4 separate regions of the Homo sapiens genome follow, and all the other regions are linked to region 4. The links are chromatin loops, found by intact Hi-C in ENCODE. Cell type or tissue: ascending aorta. All regions are shown on one strand. Region 1 overlaps NUBP1 (NUBP iron-sulfur cluster assembly factor 1, cytosolic). Region 2 overlaps LOC400499 (putative uncharacterized protein LOC400499). Region 3 overlaps LINC01290 (long intergenic non-protein coding RNA 1290). Region 4 has its middle 11 kb from the start of TVP23A.

Evidence for each region. A loop is a pair of places that touch in the nucleus more often than their neighbours do. Peaks named below come from ENCODE experiments on the same cell type or tissue, not always from the same donor. Only the 100,000 strongest peaks of a DNase experiment are listed, where the experiment ranks them.
Region 1: it touches region 4 in a loop (5-fold over the local background); 42 of 110 quality-filtered maps call a loop at or near these places.
Region 2: it touches region 4 in a loop (9-fold over the local background); 2 of 110 quality-filtered maps call a loop at or near these places.
Region 3: a loop joins it to region 4, with 4 times the contacts of the local background. A loop is called at or near these places in 4 of 110 quality-filtered maps.

What each region holds. Positions count from the first base shown.
Region 1 is chr16:10,754,140-10,759,139 of GRCh38, forward strand. It overlaps NUBP1 (NUBP iron-sulfur cluster assembly factor 1, cytosolic), which reads left to right. Exons shown (of 11, transcript NM_002484.4): 5 at 1,582-1,614; 6 at 2,551-2,641; 7 at 3,734-3,888. It also overlaps a transcript of TVP23A not described here. Among named protein-coding and RNA genes, the nearest start is that of NUBP1, 13 kb to the left of the region's middle. In ascending aorta, no CTCF peak of the experiment used is centred here; a DNase peak (open chromatin) is centred at 2,622; H3K27ac peaks cover 3,053 bases.
Region 2 is chr16:11,495,281-11,500,280 of GRCh38, forward strand. The region is part of intron 10 of LOC400499 (putative uncharacterized protein LOC400499); the gene reads right to left. Among named protein-coding and RNA genes, the nearest start is that of LITAF, 89 kb to the right of the region's middle. RefSeq lists enhancers at 2,066-2,115, 2,093-2,387, 2,879-3,427. In ascending aorta, no CTCF peak of the experiment used is centred here; DNase peaks (open chromatin) are centred at 281, 612, 2,241, 2,931 and 1 weaker place; H3K27ac peaks cover 5,000 bases.
Region 3 is chr16:10,511,731-10,516,730 of GRCh38, forward strand. It overlaps LINC01290 (long intergenic non-protein coding RNA 1290), which reads right to left. Exons shown (of 2, transcript NR_149081.1): 2 at 3,112-3,502. Among named protein-coding and RNA genes, the nearest start is that of LINC01290, 14 kb to the right of the region's middle. In ascending aorta, a CTCF peak has its summit at 3,040 (motif pointing right); a DNase peak (open chromatin) is centred at 3,031; H3K27ac peaks cover 2,091 bases.
Region 4 is chr16:10,827,098-10,832,097 of GRCh38, forward strand. No RefSeq gene overlaps it. Among named protein-coding and RNA genes, the nearest start is that of TVP23A, 11 kb to the left of the region's middle. RefSeq lists a silencer at 1,849-1,918. In ascending aorta, no CTCF peak of the experiment used is centred here; DNase peaks (open chromatin) are centred at 694, 994 and 1,974; H3K4me3 peaks cover 1,549 bases; H3K27ac peaks cover 3,096 bases.

The DNA.
Region 1 (5,000 bases), 73 kb before region 4:
CATCCTGTTTACCCCTCTTTTAAGACAAATGGACTTAGCAAACGAGTGTAAATAGGAATGAATGGTTTTGTGGGGTTTATTTTATTTTATTTTATTTTATTTTATTTTATTTATTTTATTGAGACAGAGTTTCACTCTTGTTGCCCAGGCTGGAGTGCAGTGTCGCGATCTCGGCTCACCACAACCTCCGCCTCCCGGGCTCAAGCAGTTCTCCTGCCTCAGCCTCCTGAATAGCTGGCATTACAGACACACGCCACCACGTCCAGCTATTTTTTGTATTTTTAGTAGAGTTGGGGTTTCACCATGTTGACCAGGCTGGTCTCGAACTCCTGACCTCAGGTGATCCTCCCGCCTCAGCCTCCCGCAGTGTTTGGATTACAGGTGTGAGCCACTGTGCCTGGCTGGGTGTCTTTTAATAGAACTTCGAAGTCAGTCACAGAGGACCGCATGTTGTGTGATTCCACTTACATGAAATGTGCAGAATAGGTCAGTCCACAGTGAGAGAAAGTGGATTAGGGGTCCTGTAAGGCTGGGAGGATGTGAGACAGACTGTGGGGGGTGGTGACAGCTGAGGGGTATAGGGATTCTTCTTAAGAGTCAGGCAAATGTTCTAAAATTGTGGTGACTGGGTACAGTGGCTCACACCTGCAATCCCAACACTTTGGGAGGCCAAGGCGGGTGGATCACTTGAGGTCAGGAGTTTGAGACCAGGCTGGCCAACATGGTGAAACCCCGTCTCTACAAAAAATACAAAAATTAGCTGGGCATGGTGGCGGGCACCTATAATCTCAGCTACCTGGGAGGCTAAGGCAGGAGAATCACTTGAACCTGGGAGGTGGAGGTTGCAGTGAGTCAGGATCACGCCACTGCACTCCAGCCTGGTCGACAGGGCAAGACCCCATCTCAAAAATAAAAATAAAAAATAAAACTGTGGTGATGGCTGCATGCTTGTGACTGTACAGAAAGCCACTCATTCAATGGGTGAGTCATATTGTCTATGAATCATGTCTCAGTAAATCTGTTGAGAAAAGTAAGGCTTCATCAAGAAAATTAAACTTTCAGTGTGCGCTTTGTGTGCTGCTGGACACCTGCTGGGGGGAAGAGGTCTGAATCTTGTTGCCCCAGGAAGCTCCCCTTTGTGGCTGGAGCTGATTGGGGACAGGTTCTGAATCAGCTGTTTCGTGAGAGCTCATTCCCTTCACTCCTGTGCTTTTACAAAAGCCACCTCATTGCTCCACAGGTATCTGCATTTTCTCATCAGTCCCCAGCCGATTTTTATGACTCTTTTAAGATACCTTAGACACAACATCATATTTGAACTTGAGTAACTTTGGTTCCCTATCTAGACATCCAAGTAGAGTTTCCAAATAACCCAGCTTAGGGCACAAAGGGAGTTGAGTTGCATCTTTATTACCCACGCCCTAGCTGTTCACCTCCTTTTAGGAATTTCGTGGTACCATGTAAGACAATGAATTATATTTTAAAAAACCATCGTCTTACTTTGTACAATTTGTCTGTGCATGAAATGTGACCAGGGTACATGATTTCTACTAATGAACATCGGTGCTCATGTTCACACAGGTTCACCAGAGTGGCTCAGGCTGGTCTCCAGTGGTGAGTTTTCACCTCTTTGCCCTATTTTCACAGTAGTGTGTGGTTGTGTGTACATAATGGGTTTGTGGTTTGTTGGTCCATAGGTATTTATTAGGGTACTTTTCGAGGCACAGAGGATGTGATTAAAACCAGTGATTGGCAGGCTTTTTCTGTAAAGTGTGGGACGGTAAAGATTTTCAGCATGTGGGCCTACATTCCTTGCTGTTGTAGCACAAAAGTAGTAATATGTAACTGAACAACCAGGACAGTATTCCAATAAAAGTTTATTTACAAACACAGATGGTGGGCCAGATTTGGCCCTGAAGTCCATAGTTTGTAAATCTCTGGTTAAGAGAGTTAAGGAGGCAGGGTGCAGTGGCTCACACCTGTGATCCCAGCACTTTAGGAGGCCAAGCCAGGCAGATCACTTGAGGCCAGGAGTTCGAGACCAGCCTGGCCAACATGGCGAAATCCCATCTCTACTAAAGATACAAAAATTAGCCGAGCATGGTGGCACGCGCCTGTAACACTGGCTACTCGGGAGGCTGAGGCAGGAGAATTGCTTGAACCCGGGAGGCAGAGGCTGCAGCAAGCTGAGATTGCACCATGCACTCCAGCCTGGGCAACAGAGCCAGACTTCATCTCAAAAAAATGAAAAATAAAAAAATAAAAGAGTTAAGGAGATGACATTTACTTATTTTAGCTGAGTTCCCTGTCATTGCCGTCACTGCAGCCCATGGACATACAGTGCCTCTTTCAAATCCCCCAACATGGTACCCTTTTTTTTTTTTCCAAAAATGATTTAGGAGCAAAGAGTGAATATGCTCATAGGTCACATGGTAGTTTTGTCCTGAAAATGTTTTTTTCAGTCAGAGCTCAAACAGAAGACCTGGGGGAGGGCCTCACTGTGTGGTTTTGAGTAAAGCGTGTCTTGCCCTCACCCTGTTCCCTCTGCAGTACGTGGAAGACAACCTGGGGGTGATGTCAGTGGGCTTCCTGCTCAGCAGTCCTGATGATGCTGTTATCTGGAGGGGACCCAAGAAAAACGGTTTGCCACTCTGCCTTTTTTTGTCTCTCACATTCTTCCACGAGCGTTGTGGCTCTTGGCTTTATCTGCTCCCTGTCCTGCCAGTCTCAGCCTGCTGGACTTCACAGTATATTATTTTTAACCATCCAGTGCCTCTTTCTTCACTGGTTGAAAAGAGCTAATAGAAATACCAGTTTCCATTACGTAATTATAAATATCTGCTGTGAGTTTTTCTCTCCTTAAAAGCTGTAGAACCCTGGTCGGGTGTGGTAGCTCACGCCTGTAATCCCAGCACTTTGGGAGGCCGAGGCAGGTGGATCACCTGAGGTCAGGAGTTCAAGACCAGCCTCGCCGACATGGTGAAACCCTGTCTCTACCAAAAACATAAAAAATTAGCCGAGCATGGTGGCACGTACCTGTAATCCCAGCTACTCGAGAGGCTGAGGCAGGAGAACCCAGGAGGCGGAGGTTGCAGTGAGCCAAGATCATGCCACTGCACTCCAGCCTGTGTGACAGAGCGAGACTTTTTCTCAAAAAAAAAGCTATAGAACCCTGAAATTATTTTTATCATGGTTTTATAGTGGCTTATTTGGGTCAGAGAGGTGAGATCAACAGGAGGTTGATCTGGTACTGAGACTTAAGGTAATAATGTGAAAGTGTTATCAGGGCAAGCTTTAGCCTCAGCACTATTGATATTTTGAGCCAGATAAGTCTTTGTTGGGGGGAGGAGTAGACCGTGTTCTACACCATAGGGTGTTAAACAGTGTCCCTGGCCTTTACCCACAAGATGCCAGTAGCACCCCCTACTCTATTTGTGACAACCCAAAATGTCTCCAGACATTGCAATTCACTCCCAGTTGAGAGCCACTGACTTACAGCATAGACCAAAGGCACAAAAAGATCAGATCATGCTTCTCCGTGAGCTGGGCACAGTGGCACGCACTTATAGTCCTAGTTACTTGGGAGGCTGAGGTGGGAGGATTGCTTGAGCCTCAGAGTTAAGAGCCAACCTGGGCAACATAGCAAGACCCCATCCTTTAAAAAAAAAAGAGGGAGTTGAAAGTACAGAAAAGAAAGGAAAAGTAAGCATCCCCTGTGGATTCCTCTTTCTAGGCATGATCAAGCAGTTCCTCCGAGATGTGGACTGGGGAGAGGTCGACTACCTCATTGTGGACACCCCACCTGGGACGTCGGATGAACACCTCTCGGTCGTCCGGTACCTGGCCACAGCACACATCGATGGAGCAGTGATCATCACCACTCCCCAGGTGAGCGAGCTGCCAGCTGGAGCTGGGTCCAAACTGTGCTCCACACTGTGAGATTTCTTTCCTACCTGGCTCTGATACTCTGGTCTCACCAAGGCTCTTCCCAGTGTGTGTTCCGCAGCTGCATCTGATGTGGGTCTGCAGAAACCTCGTGTTAAAAACTTCAGCCAGCACAGTGATTCACACCTGTAATCCCAGGACTTTGGGAGGCTGAGATGGGAGGATCACTTGAGCCCACGAGTTCGGGACCAGCCTGAAAAACATAGCAAAACCCCATCTCTACAAAAAATATTTTAAAATTAGCCAGGCATGGTGGCTCGCGCCTGTAGTTCCAGCTACTTGGGAGGCTGAGGTAGGAGGATCATTTGAGCCTGGGGAAAGGAGGTTGCAGTGAGCCATGATCACGCCAGTGCAGTCCAGCCAGCGCAAGCGAGTGAGGCCTTGTCCCAAAAGATAAAAATAAGAAAAACTTCATCTTTGGTCTAGACATTTGCAGCTGACAACCATTCAACGATTTGGTTTTTTTTTAGTCCATGGATTAAACAATAGTGGGTCAAGAATGCTTTTTGAACTTTCCTTGAGGAAACTAGGGAAACCACCAGTGCAGTTATAATTCATACTGTGCTGCCTGGCCCCGTCAGCCTTGCCGTGTCCATGTGTCAGGTCCCCCAGCCTACAGTGGATTTTCCGTTTACATCCCAGGATGATTTAGGAAATCTCTCCAGTTTTCAACAGAACCAGCTGGGTGCAGATAGGGATTTCGGGATAAGCCACTGGGTGCCTTCGCTTCTTCCGTAGTGACACCCAGCAACCCTCTGTAGCAGTCACCTAGTGGCTGTACTCCAAGGCCCATGGTGAGCCCGAGCTGAGAGGAGAGCGATAGGAAGTTTCCTCTCTGTAAGTCCTGCAGAGAGCAACTGCAGGCAGGACCATGGTGCTATCCATCTCAGGGGCCTGAGAAACTGAGGGCTCTTCTCCATCTCCACAGTTACGCCTGACTTCTCTTCATGACGTTCTCCTCCACACTTAAGAAAGCCCAGCAAAGGAGGTTTGATTTGATCTCACTGGCCAGAATCAGTCAGGACGACCCATAGTCTCACCTCATCCAGCACTCA
Region 2 (5,000 bases), 670 kb after region 4:
ACCCTCACTCCAGGGCTTCAGTGAAAGGAAGGCAAACAGGAGGGGGTTCAGGACACAGCTGCTCCCTGCCCCAGGCACCTCAGAGAAATCAGACCAACAAATCTTTTTTTTTTTTTTTAAGATGGAGTCTTGCTCTCTCATTCATCCTGGAGTGCAGTGGCCCTATCTAGGCCCACTGCAACCTCCACCTCCTGGGTTCATGTGATTCCCCTGCCTCAGCCTCCCACGTAGCTGAGATTACAGACACGTGCCACCACCCTTGGCTCATTTTTCTATTTTTAGTAAAGCCGGGTTTCACCATGTTGGCCAGGCTGGTGGTGAACCCCTGACCTCAAGTGATCTGCCCGCCTCGGTCTCCCAAAGTGCTGGGATTACAGGCATGAGCCACCGTGCCTAGTCTAGACCAACAAATCTTAGTAAACAAACTGTGTTCACTACAAGCCAGACTGCTGATAACATGTCACACACGTTGCCTTTCTTATCATTCCCATTTTGCAGAGCAGGAAGCTGAGACACAGGAAGCTGAGACACAGAAAGGGTAAGGGACGTGCCTCAGGTAGCCCACAGCTATAGATAGAACTGAGACTTAACCCAGGAGAGGCTGGCTCCCAGGCCAGGCATGATACCAACACTCACGGCTTCTCAAAATGCAAATTCTGGGCTCACTCTAAAATCCAGCCCTGGGGCCCTGGCTGTGAACAGGGGCCTCTGTGCTAGACCCACGTCACTCCAGAACAGGGACTGCTTGGCAGCTGTGGAGAAATAAAATCTCTGCCTAGCTCTGTCCTTTTTTTTTTTTTCTCGAGATGGAGTCTTGCTCTTGTCACCCAGGCTGGAGTCCAGTGGCACAATCTCAGCTCACTGCAACCTCTGCCTCCTGAGATCAAGTGATTCTCCTGCCTCATCTTCCTGAGTAGCTGGGATTACAGATGTCTGCCACCACGCCTGGCTAATTTTTGTATTTTTAGTAGAGATGGGGTTTCACCATATTGGCCAGGCTGGTCTCGAACTCCTGACCTCAGGTGATCTGCCCACCTCAGCCTCCCAAAGTGCTGGGATTACAGGAGTGAGCCACCACGCCCGAGCTGCCCAGCTCTGTTCTTTCTCTGGATTCGTGACTCTTCACCAGATCTGTGTTACTACGCTAGGGTGTGAGCACACTGTGTGAAGGTGTGAACATAAGCATCTGTGTGTGTGCATATTGGTGTGTGCTGTAGAATCCTAGTGCTTGTGGGTGTGTACGTTCCCACTTGGGTGTGCAGGTGTCTCAGCGCACTCGAGTACCCTAGTATGCGTGTATTTCCTGGTGGATGCCTGTGCACACGTGTCCCCATGTGGGCATCTCGTGTGTCCCATTGGATGTGTGCATGTGCCCATGCGTCCAGGTGCGTGTGTGTGTACTGTGTGTCCCTTGTGTGCCCACGCACAGCCCAGTGTGTCTTGGTGTGCCTATGCATGTGTCCAGGTGTGGGTGGCTGTCTCCACACGTCCCACTGGGTGAGTGTCCTACTGTGTGTATGTGCATGTCCTGCCATGTCTTCACATGTGCATACACTGGGGTGTATATCTGCATCTCCAGGTACGTGAGTCTTGGCGTGTATGCCTCAATGTGTGTGTGTGTGTGTGTGTGTGTGTGTGTGTGTGTGTGTGTGTCTTGACAGGTCTATGGTGTGGGTGTGTGTCCGTGCATTTCCCCATGTGGGTGTCCTGGGAAAGCCTGCCTCAGTGTGAGCCTGCAACAGTGTGTGTAGGTCTGTGTGTGTACACGTGATCCAGCATGTGTGTGCATATCCCTGTGTGTTTGTGTGTCCCTGTGCCTTGGTGTGAGCCTGTGTCAGTGTACGTGCAGGTCTGTGCATGTACACATGATCCAGTGTGCGTGTGCACGTCCCAGTGCAATGGGTGCCTGCTTCAGTGTGTGTGGGTTGTGTCCCATGTGTGTACACGTGCGCTCAGGATGCATGCGTGTGGGTCTTGGCGTGTGCATCTCACTGCATATTTTCTTTGTGAAAGGACAGGGGTGTGTGGAGCCTGGAAAAAGCACATTCAATGTTTCCCTATATTTGAGCAAAGAAAACAAAGCTGTCTGTTTTCTTAATACAGAGCAGGGCAAGCGGGCTTGGCTGGGAGGGCAGGGGTTATAAAAAGACTAAGAAGCTCTCCGGCACATGGGAGGGGCCGCCTGCTGGAGGTTCCCGCCTCTGACTGCTTTGCCCAAGAAAGGCGGCGGGGGCACAGACAGGGCAGGCTCGGGCCTGTCCCAGACCAAAGCTGGAGCCAGAAGCCTGGTCACAGCCTGCAGGGCTGTGGGGCAGGCTGGTGCCACTTGGCTGGCAGAGAGCCCAGATCTGTGAGCCACTTCCGGTGGCCCTGCCAGGACAACTGGGCCAGCATGAGGCCTGGGTGCTGAGCAGTCCACACAGTAATGACCCAGTTGGTTCTGTGTATGGCTGCCCGGGGGATGAACCCAGAAGGGCCAGCCTTCCCTGTTTTCACAAAAACCAGAAACCACATCGCAAAGAGAAGAACAAACAATTTTGAAAGGGAAATAAATTTAAAAAAAAAATGGGAGGAGAAGAAAACAATCTTAATGCAAAAATCTCTAACGAAGGCTTACTTACACTTCAGTTAGAAGTCTGTTTAAAATACTCACTTTTTCATTTTTAAAGATGGAAAAATAAAATTACCCTCAAACCTGTGACCCTTATTAAGCTGATTTCACTTTTCCAACATGATTCTAAAGCTCAGTCATCATGCTCAAACCAACCCTCCCTGAAAAGCTAAGAAAACAGAACTGGGAGAAGACAAGCCAGGAAGCACTGGGACCTGGGGGAGATCAAACACCAGCTACAAAGCATCAAGAAGCCACACTTCACCAACATGAAGAACTTTTGTTCATTGAAAGACACCATTAAGAAGGCCGGGCGCAGTGACTCATGCCTGTAATCCCAGCACTTTGGGAGGCCGAAGCAGGCAAATCACATGAGCTCAGGAGTTCGAGATAAGCCTGGCCAACATGGTGAAATCCCATTTCTACTAAAAATACAAAAAAATTAGCCGGGCCTGGTGGTGTGCATCATAATCCCAGCTACTCAGGAGGCTGAGGCACGAGAATCACTTGAACCCGGGAGGTGGAGGTTGCAGTGAGCCGAGATTGCGCCACTGCACTCCAGCCTGGGCAACAGAGCGAGACTCCGTCTCAAAAAATAATAATGATTAAATAATTAAATAAATAAATAAAATTAATCCGAAATTAAAAGTTCATTAAAATACTCTCTCCCTGCTTGCCCCTCACTCCCCACTTCCCACCCCCCTCCTCTCCCCAGGCTTCACGAACCCGGTGCATTCCCAGAACCTGCCAGGGCTCATGCAGGGCCTTGCTGACTCGATGACAGAACAAGAAAATACAGCCCAGAGAGGCATGAGCTCTGGCCTGCACATGGAACATCACATGTGAGGCAGGTAGAGGAAGCTTCTGGGCTCCACAAGCCGATCGATGCCACCTGCTTGGCTCAGTGCTGTGTCCCAGACTAATGGCAACAGCCACTTCCCTCCGCACACACCATACAATTCACCTGGTCTGCAAGGTCATTCTACAAAATAGTCCCATTGTCCAGACGGGGAAAATTGAGGCCTGGGAAAGTAAAGTACCTTGCCCAAGGTCCTGCTGGTGAGGAATGGGGCTGGGATCTGAAATGAGGAAGTCCAGATGGGTTTGTGCTCTTAGTTACTGCACATGAATCGAACATATGTACAAATAAACGAGTGAAAGGAGGAAGGGGGGGAGGGGGGAAGGGAGGAAGAGGGGAGGGGGAAGGGAGAAAGGGGGCAAAGAGAGGAAGGGGGGAAGGGAGGCAGAGGGGAGGGGGGAAGGGAGGCAGAGGGGAGGGGGGAGGGAGGCAGAGGGGAGGGGGGAAGGGAGGCAGAGGGGAGGGGGGAAGGGAGGCAGAGGGGAGGGGGGAAGGGAGGCAGAGGGGAGGGGGGAAGGGAGGCAGAGGGGAGGGGGGAAGGGAGGCAGAGGGGAGGGGGGAAGGGAGGGAGAGGGGAGAGGGGGAAGGGAGGCAGAGGGGAATGGGGGAAGGGGAAGGAGACAGACATTTCCAGGGAGATGGGCTAAGCCCAGGGCAGGTCTTGGGTGGTTCTGGCATTCCTGGTGGCCAGCGTGCCACCTGCTAGGCTGTGAACTGTGGGTGATGCCTCTTGGGACCCAATCTGGGCCTGGCTCTGAGTCAGTGCCTGATTCTTGTCTGCTGAGCAGAGCCAACAACACAGTCTACCTGGAACAGCCCCACCTCAAACCCTGCGGTCAGGGGCCAGAAGGCAAGGGCTCCCTATATTCCACCTGGAGGGACAGCCAGGGCTGGACCAGCTCCAGGGGCTCTCAGATCCTGGTAGGGTCCATTCTACCAATGCAGGGGTCTCTGATGCCCCCAGGGACCCCAGCTGCCTGGCACCAGCTGTGTCTTCACTCCCGCTCCCTACCGATGCCATCTGACTTGGCACTCACTATTAGCCGGGACAAGATGGGGAGTGACAGGTGACACCCCCTTGCCCAGGAAAGTGAGGACACACCCCAAGGTCTCAGGTCAGAATTGAGGTGAAGGGCAGAGCAGCTGCAATCCCTTGGGCAAGCTGCCCTACCTCTTTGGGCCTCGGTTTTCTCACCTGCAAAATGGGGTTGATGAGAGCACCTACTTCATAGAGACACCTCAAGGGTTAAATGAGACCTCCACATATCGTAGAAATTATTGACCTCATCTCACACAGATTTCCTAATCTCCAGACTCATTAAATATGTGTGTTTATAAATATAATAGCTCTGATTTCAAGTGCTCAGATTTAGTGCCAGACACCAGGAGAACCACTTCACACACAGCATTTCATTCCTCACTATAAGACCAGGATAGAGGTACCACTGCCATCCTCCTTATAGAGACCAGAAAACAGTCGGGCGTGGTGGCTCACACCTGTAATCCCAGCACTGTGGGAGGCTGAGGTGG
Region 3 (5,000 bases), 320 kb before region 4:
CAAATATAATCCTTGCAGTTCCTGCCTTTCACCCTCTTGAGACTTTGGGAGGAGGGGTGTGTATCTACCTTGATTTTCTATTGGTGTTGAAGGGGATCAGAATACATTACCCCAGAAGAGGCCACTTCGGCATAAGGATTATTTTGAGCTGAGGGCAACTGAGAAACTGCAGACAAAAAGAGCTCTCTACCCACTCCCTTTCTGCCTAAAAGCAGGGAAATTCCCCATGTAAAGATGTTTCTCTATACCAAGGCAGGGTGACTGGCACAGAGATGAGTTGGCATGACAAACATTACTAAACAACCCTTACCCACCACTTCCTAGTCATCTTTCCACAACTTACCAGCCCTAGGAACCCAAACTCTCCCTCCCTCCCTCTCTCTTTCTCAGATTCTCTGTCACCTAGGCTAGAGTGCAGTGACACAATCATGGCTCACTGCAGCCTCCAACTCTTGGGCTCAAGAGATCCCCCCACTTCAGCCTCCTGAGTATCTGCAACTACAGGCACACACCACCACTCCTGGGTAATTTTTTTTTAAAAATTGCTTTTTTTGATCATGCACAGTGGCTCATGCCTCTAATCCCAGCACTTTGGGAGGCCAAGGCAGGCAGATCACCTGAGGTCAGGAGTTCGAGACCAGCCTGGCCAACATGGTAAAACTCAGTCTCTACTAAAAATACAAAAAATTAGCCAGGCGTGGTGGCTTGTGCCTGTAGTTCCAGCTACTTGGGAGGCAGAGGCAGGAGAATTGCTTGAATCCAGAAGGCGGAGGTTGCAGTGAACCAAGATCATGCCATTGCACTCCAGCCTGGGTGACAGGGTAAGACTCCATCTCAAAAAAAAAAAAAAGGAAAATGGTATATAAGCCCCCAAGTCTAACCACTGCTTTGCATTTTTGCTCCTTTTATGTGAAGCCCCATGCATGTAAAAATATTAAAATTTGTATGTCTTTCCTCCTGTTCATCTACCTGTTGTCAGTTTAACTTACAGACTCCAGTCACAGAATCTAACAGGATAAATGAAGTTTTTCCTCTCCTGCAATTGAACTACGAGTGGTGGGACTGTGTCGGGGGAAGAACCCTCTCTACTGGAATCCAAACATCCAAACACACAGGCAAAGTCTAAAAAGACAGTAACCACAGGAGTTATGACAGATTTGCTACTTAGATAGTGGGAAAGGACAAAAATTAATTAAAATACAAATACTGGTCAACAAGCAAGGCCCTTTCATATAAACAATGAAATAACCATCCATTCTATACCAGGATACAATATTTTTCTGAAGTCTCTTTGAAAGAAACAATTTCCCATAATTTTGATACTAGGGTATGTGGGTGGTTTGTGGGGTGGGCAACCATTTGTCAATGCCATTAAGTTATTTATTTATTTTTTTCAGATGGAGTCTCACTCTGTCGCCCAGGCTGGAATGCAGTGGCACGATCTTGGCTCACTGCAACCGCCACCTCCCAGGTTCGAGCGATTCTCATGCCTCAGGCTCCTGAGTAGCTGGGACTACAGGCACATGCCACCATGCCTGGCTAATTTTTGTACTTTTTCAGTAGAGACAGGGTTTTACCATGTTGGCCAGGCTAGTGTCGAACTCCTGACCTCAAGTGATCCATCCACTTCAGCTTCCCAAAGTGCTGGTTTTACAGGCATGAGCCACCGCACTTGAATGAAGTAAACTTCTTTAAAGATGACAGTAAGTTTGATCTATATACTGATATCAAGGAACATATCAACAGATGCTGTGATCACTGGGGCAAGGACACACCTGGACATTCTTTTTTCTTACTCTGATGGAGGTAAATGCTGTCTGATCTATGAAAACAATCTTTCTACACCCAAGATTAAATAAAACTGTTTCTAACCCAGTTATGATTCTCTGGATTTGTGGGAACAGAATATCATAAATGCCATTGAAGAAGCTGGGATTGACTGGATTTAGCCAAGACAACACAAAAGCCAGATGGTATTTGATTTTTGCAACACAGAGGTTTAACTATTCAGATTCAGGAAAGTATTGAGCTTCCACGGGGAATTCCTAATGAGCTGAATAATCTGCAGGATTGATGTTCCAGATGCCTCTGAAGGGAGGACATGGGTCAGCACAGGAGACTCCCTAATCACAGCCAATGATCAATTCAAACTCATCTGACCACTATCGCAACAACGCATGATGGTAATTCTTTAGGATCATGGGGCATTCTCTGGACTACCCACAAATTACCCTAATCATCAATCCGCAGCTTGAAATCATTTCCCACTGGGCTAATTCTACTTATCTACCCCTTATCTCCTTACGAAAAAAAAAAAAATGTCCCATGAGCCAGGGACACTCACCTACCACTTGCTTGCAAATTGGGACCCATGAGTAGCAAGCAGAGAGATATTTGGGATAGTTAAGTAGTAGGATTGGAGGTCTTCTTTCAGGCTACTGGGTTCTGTATAAATCTAATCTGGTACAGCTATGGGCAGGAGTTATTTCTTGCAGCAAGATAGAGGCCAAACTTGGGTAGGTTGATTGTAACCCAAGACACAGAAGAAATTATTAGCAGTTGAACTAAGAGGTTTACCATATGGTAAAGGTTTGGAACATGCCACTCAGGCAACCCAAAACTCTGTTTTCACCTATTTGTTAAATTTTCATTCATCAGGGAACTATCGACCAATATGCCAGACAGTGTACCAGGCACTATCATGAATAGCAAGACCAGACAGAATCCCTGCCTTCTTGCAGCTGACCTTGTAGTGGGGGACACAGGAGGTTAACAAGTGAAAAGTACACACACGAGATTTCCAGAGAGCAGTGTCATACAGTTCACAAGGACACGGGCAAGGAGACATGAACTTTTATCTGGCCAAACCAGGTTGCTTTCATTTATAAAGGCCTTAATTGGAAACAGAAAGGTACAGATCCCAGGTCAAGGGGAAGGAAATAAGACCCAACTGCTGCTGGGGCTGGAATGTTTGTGTGTTCAACCTAGATTCAACAACCCGAATTTCACCCCTAAAAGACCTGAACAAACAATTTGGATAAATGCCCACCAGGTGGCAGGAGTGCCTCTTCCCTTCATTTCTGCAATTGAAATTAAACATGCACCTTATCCTTTAAAAAAAAAAAAAACCGTTTTGTTTTCATAAGCTATTTTTATCCTTTTCAATGTTGAAACCAGTTGATTTCACAATACTACTAAATAACATACTTAAAATACAGTGCCAATGTAGCAAGTCTCTAAGCTAGTATCTAGGTAAAATATGGCCCTTACCTTCCAGGCCTCCACGTTGATCTCAGTTGCTTTTGATTCTTAACTTGATTCACCAATCTTACCTGGAATTGCCTTACAAGTCAGTCAGCTTCTTTAAACTCAGAGTCCAGAGCTCTTCCTTGGCTGTGTTCTTAATTCCAGAGCTTCAGTTCTGCTTAGAGCCCAACATCCTTGCTGGCGGATTTTCTCATCAAGCAAAATGTTCCCTACTCTTTTCCGTCGTGCGTTCATCCTTTTATAAAATTGGAATTGAATGACGTCAATTAAAATAAATTAGTTTAAGCTGAAAATCCAACACAAGTGAAAAGTGTTCAAATCTCAATGAAACCATAGAAGCCATGCAGTCTATGTAGTCAACGATAACAAAGCTTATCTGATGGACTAAGTTGAATGTGGCCAAATAAATCACATAGGAAACCTCAACTCTTTTCTGCTCCCTTTGAAAATATAAAACAGGACGAAGGTTTCCAGAGCATTGCAGCAGGATGCAGTCATGGAATAAGAGAGAAAATCTTCAGCCAGGTGTGGTGGCTCACACCTGTAATCCCAGCCTTTGAAAGGCGGAGGCGGGAGGATCACTTGAGGTCAGGAGTTTGAGACCAGCCTGGCCAACATGGTGAAACCCCGTCTCTCCTAAAAATACAAAAAAAAAATTAGCCGGGCGTGGTGATATGCACCTGTAGTCCCAGCTACTAGGGAGGCTGAGGCACAAGAATCGTTTGAACCCAGGAGGCAGAGGTTGCAGTGAGCCGAGGTTGTGCCACTGTACTCCAGCCTGGGTGACAGAGTGAGACTCCATCTCAAAAAAAAAAAAAAAAAGGAGAGAAAACCTTCAGAAAACTCAGAGTTGCTGAGAGCACCAGAACTTAATCAGGAGAGGGGCTGGGGGAAGCACATGGGGTAACCCCCAGAATCTTGCTCTGGGCTAGAGAAGGCTCAACACACAGCAAGGAGAATATCAGAGAAGAGGCTGAAGGGGAGACTTCATAGGAGACAGGCGCTGGAGGAATCAAGATCAACTGGGTTTCCATCCTTGTGGCATCCCACTGGGGAGCCCAGGAGAGGCTCCGAAAGAGGAAGTTGATTGGCCTGGCTTGGGTCATATGCTACAAGTCACTTTGATTGACCTCTACAAGACATTGCCCACAGGGAGGCAGAGAGAGCTCTCCAGAAAGAATTCGGGGTGTTGATGTAGTTTGTATATTTGTCCCCACCCAAATCTCACATTGAATTTTCCTCCCCAGTGTTGGAGGTAGGGCCTGGTTGGAGGTGATTGGATCATGGAGGTGGTTTCTCATGAATGGTTCAGTGCCATCCACTTGGTGCTGTCCTTGTGATAGTGAGTTCTTATGAGATCTGGTCATTTAAAACTGTGTGGTGTCTGGGCGTAGTGGCTCACGCCTGTAATCCCAGCACTTTGGGAGGCCGAGGGAGCAGATCACCTGAGGTCAGGAGTAGGAGACCAGCCTGGCCAACATGGTGAAACCCCGTCTCTACTAAAAATACAAAATTAGCTGGGGGTGTTGGCACCTGCCTGTAATCCCAGCTACTCAGGAGGCTGAGGCAGGAGAATCACTTGAACCTGGGAGGTGGAGGTTGCAGTGAGCCGAGATCACGCCATTGCACTCCAGCCTGGGCAAAAAGAGTGAAATTCTGTCTCAAAAATAAATAAATAAAATAAAAATGTGTGGCGCCCCCACCCTTGCTCCTGCCCTGGCCATGTGACATGC
Region 4 (5,000 bases):
TTAGCCAGGTGTGGTGGTGCACACCTGTAATCCCAGCTACTCTGGAGGCTGAGGCAGGACAGTCGCTTGAACCCAGGAGGTGAAGGCGTCAGTGAGCCAAGATCACACCACTGCACTCCAGCCTGGGGGACAAAGCAAATAAATTTTACCTTTTTTTTTTTTTTGAGTTGGGGTCTCACTATGTTGCCCAGGCTGGTCTCAAAATCCTGGGCTCAAGTGATCCTCCCACCTCAGCCTCCTGTATAGTTGGGACCATAGGCACATGCCCACTCTGCCTAGCTTATTTTATTTTATTTATTTATTTATCTATTTTGAGACAGAGTCTTGCTCTGTCACCCAGGCTGGAGTGCAATGGCACCATCTCAGCTCACTGCAACATCCGCCTCCTGAGTTCAAGCAATTTCCTGCCTCAGCCTCCTGAGTAGCTGGGATTACAGGCGCCCGCCACCACGCCCAGCTAACTTTTGTATTTTTAATAGAGATGGGGTTTCGCCACATTAGCCAGGCTGGTCTGGAACTCCTGACCTCAAGTGATCCTCCTGTCTCGGGCTCCCAAAATGTTGGGATTACAGGCATAAGCCATCGCACCCGGCCTGCTAATTTTATTTTTTGTAGAGACAGGATGCCAGAAGCACAGAGAGGGGAAATTCCAGACCAGGGAACAAAAGGGACAGCCAAGTTTTGATGTGGCCCGCCTGGCCTCCCCAGCAACACACCCTGTCACCAGGGACGTGGAGAAGTCAGCAAACAGGCCAAAGAAGGCCTCTTGTCACTCAAGGGCCTGGACAAGAGACAGAAATGTCAGGTCAACAGGGCCTTCTCTGCGGCCAGCCGGGATGGGGGACAGTGGCTGTGACCCCAGTGGACAGGATGGGCCCTGGACCTCTGCCTCCTGTTGGAGCAGCCAGAGGTCGGCAGGCCCCTCCCATGGAGGCAGGGCTGGGGAGGTCATGACACTGGTCGCTCCCTTAGCAGCCGGGGGGTCTGAAGCTTGTCCCTACTAGAGAAAGTGACCTAGCCGGGCCCTGCTTGGTCAGGAACTGCGGATCTTTCCCACTTCTCCCTGCACCACTCATCATGCTCTGACCACAATGGCCAGACTCCAAGATTTTCAGAAACTTCCAAGCCTCTTCCTGGCTCAGGGCCTTCGCTCCTGCTGACTCCCTGGCCAGGAAAGCCCTTCTCCTCCTGATTTTCTCAGGGCTGAAAATATGAGGTCTCCCCGCAAGGGGCCTTCCCTGAAGCCCAGCTCATGTCCCACCCAGTTTCTCAGTCCCTCTTGAGGGTCTGGGATCTAGACTGTGGCCTGACATGTTTGTTCCCTTTCTAGCACTTTCTACGATCTCTAATTCTCTTGTTTTCTTATTGGTTTAGTAAGATTCCCCTCCCCATGCCTCCACTAGGGTACTGTCTCCATAAGGGCAGGCGTCTCTTAAGTTCATAGAGCATGGGGCCAGGTACACAGCTGGCATTCCACAAGCCAGCCAGAGAGTGGGTGAACAAAGGGATGAGCGACTCAGAACACACGCCTGGCAGCGAATCTCTGCAGAGTCCCCTGATGAGGACCTTACAATTCAGGGGACACAGAGACCTGGATTATTGCCTCCCGAGGGGTCTGGTCTCAATCTAGTTCTCTCTTTCACACACACACACACACACACACACACACACACACACACACACGCCACCTTTCAGCACAGGCCCACCTGTCCCCATCCCTCCCAAAACGCCCTGCCCTGCATGTCAACATGGAGGACGCATTTAAGCTATGAGGCGGGGAGCCCAGAGTAGCCGCTGCAGCATGCCTGGCCCTCCGCCGCAGGGAGGTTGGGTTGGGGCGGGCAGCGGGACTTAGATTACCCAGGACCCGATTTGGGAGCCCTGGGGGCCTCTTGCAGGAGGAGCCCAAGCAATGGCTGGCTGCCTGCCCTAGCAGGTCTGCGAGCCAGCAGGCAGGCTGCCACCACTTACGGGAAATGCTCCACTGAGGAGAAAGAGTGGTAGGTTGTTTAGCCCAGCCCTGGCCCCTGTCCAGACTGGGTCAGGAAGCTTTGCCCTGTGCCAGCGTCGCCCACGCAGGCTCAGTTCCTCCCCAGACGGCTTGTCCAGAGACCCACAAGGCAAGCCGGGGAGTCACTGCCCATCTCTCTCCTTCCTGTGTATCCAAAGCAACAACAACAAAAACCAAAACAGCAGTTTGTGGACTCAGACACTTTGCAGTCAGCGTGCTTTGAAGCTCAGCTCTGCCTCTTATCAGCCGGGAAATAAATAGCTTGGACAAGTTACTAAACCTCTCTGAACCTCAGTTTCCTTCAGTGTGAAATGAGAATCATGACCTGTTTTAAGGGCCGTGAAGGGGTGGCCTGCCCCTCCACACCTGTGGGTATTTCTAGTCGGATGGGACAAGAGACTGAGAAAAGAAATAAGACACAGAGACAAAGTATAGAGAAATAACAGTGGGCCCAGGGGACCCGCGCTCAGCATACCAAGGACCTGCACCGGGCACCGGCACCGGTCTCTGAGTTCCCTCAGTTTTTATCGATTATTATCTTCATTATTTCAGCAAAAAGGAATGCAGTAGGAGGGCAGGGTGATAATAAGGAGAAGATCAGCAATAAACATGTGAGCAATAGAATCTATGTCATAATGAAGTTCAAGGGAAGGTACTATGACTGGACGTGCACGTAAGCCAGATTTATGTTTCTCTCCACCCAAACATCTCAGTGGAGTAAAGAATAACAAGGCAGCATTGCTGCAAACATGTCTCGCCTCCCACCATAGGGCGGTATTTCTCTCATCTCAGAAATGAACAAATGTACAATCAGGTTTTATACCGAGACATTCGGTTCCCAGGGGCAGGCAGGAGACAGTGGCCTTCCTCTATCTCAGCTGCTAGAGGCTTTCCTCTCTTACTAGTCCACCTCAGCACAGACCCTTTACGGGTGTCGGGCTGGGGGACAGTCAGGTCTTTCTCATCCCACGAGACCGTATTTCAGACTATCACATGGGGAGAAACCTTGGACAATACCCAGCTTTCAAGGGCAGAGGTCCCTGTGGCTTTCCATAGTGCATTGTGCCCCTGGTTTATTGAGACTAGAGAATGGCAACAACTTTTACCAAGTATACTGCTTGTAAACGTTTTGTTAACAAGGCAGGTCCTGCACAGCCCTAGATCCCTTAAACCTTGATTTCATACAACACATGTTTTTGTGAGCTCCAGGTTGGGTCAAAGTGGCTGGGGCAAAGTGGCTGGGGCAAAGCTACAAATTAACAACATCTCAGCAAAGCAATTGTTTAAAGTACAGGTCTTTTTCAAAATGGAGTCTCTTATGTCTTTCCTTTCTACATAGACACAGTAACAGTCTGATCTCTCTTTCTTTTCCCTACAGGGCTGTTGGATAGAATGCAGGAGCTAATTTGTTTTTTTTCTTTTTTCTTTTAGATGGGGGTCTCACTGTCACCCAGGCTGGAGTGCAGTGCTGCAATCATAGGTCTCTACAGCCTCCAATTCCTGGGCTCAGGCAATCCTCCTGCCTTAGCCTCCCTAGTAGCTGGGACTACAGGTGCACACCCCACACCCAGCTAATTTTTTATTTCTCATAGAGACAAGGTCTTGCTATGCAGCCCAGGGTGGTCTGGAATAGACTCAAGTGATCCTCCTGCCTCAGCCTCCCAAAGTGCTAGGAGTACAGGCATGAGCCCCTGGGTCTGGCTAGGAGTTAATGTTTTATCACATACTCAGCACATTGCATGCACATAGTAAGTGTTTGCTAAATAAATTATGTCAAGCCACCTTTATTTTCACTCCAGGAGGTAAAGTGCATGGCATGATACCCATTTTACAGATCAGGTGATTGAGGCTCAGAGAGGTTTTGAAGCAGGTGCATACAGCAAACCAGTGGTAGACCCATGAGTAGATATCAGGTCTCCACCTGCTCCCTGCTCATAGCTTTTCCCATCACACAAAACTGGGGTGCACAGTCCCTGCCAAACCTTTAACCCAAGGTTGCAAAGTGCCTGCCCAAGGGTCAACTCTGGGCTCCAGACATGTTTGGGTTGGACCTGCATAGTTAAAAAAAAAAATAGGCAGCGTTCATGGAGTTAATGGCCAGTATTGGAAAATTGGGGCCAAGTGTAGTAGCTCACGCCAGTAATTCCAGCACTTTGGGAGGCCAAGGCAGGAGGATCTCTTGAAGCCAGTTCAAGACCAGCCTGGGCAACAAAGCGAGACCTCATATCTATTTATAAAAAATAAAAATACTAACCAGGCGGGGCATGGTGGCCTGTGCCTGCAGTCCCTGCTACTTGGGAGGCTGTGGTGGGATCGCTTGAGCCCTGGAGTTCAAGCCTGCAGTGAGCTGTGATCACATCACTGCTCTCCAGCCTGGGTGATAGAGTGAGACCCTGTCTCTTAAAAAGAAAGGAAAGAAAAGAAAAGAAAAATCAGATGTCACTTTTTTTTTGAAGTCTGTACTTCTGTTTTTTCTTAAGGAAGCTCAGGTGACATGGAGCCTGAATTCCCTGTGGTGGGAGCTGAGCGGTGCTATCCCCCCTTAGATGGGGTTGCAGAGTCGAGCTCACCACCCCCAGACACCAGTGTGCTCACTTCATTCTCTGCCACTGGCGAGTTTGCCATTGCTCCTGAAAACCTACTGTTGTAACCTGGGCATGGTGGCTCATGCCTGTAATCCCAGCACTTTGGGAGGCCAAGACACACAGATTATCTGAGGTCAGGAGTTTGAGACCAGCCTGGCCAACATGGTAAAACCCTGTCTCTACTAAAAATATAAAAATTAGCTGGTTGTGGTGGCACATGCCTGTAATCCCAGCTACTGAGGAGGCTGAGGCAGCAGAATCACTTGAACTTGGGAGGCAGAGGTTGCAGTGAGCTGAGATTGTGCCATTGCCCTCCAGCTTGGGCGACAAAGCGAGACTCTGTTTCAAAAACAAACAACAACGACAAAAAAAAAAAACCCGCTGTCAGGTGGGATTCCCCAGAA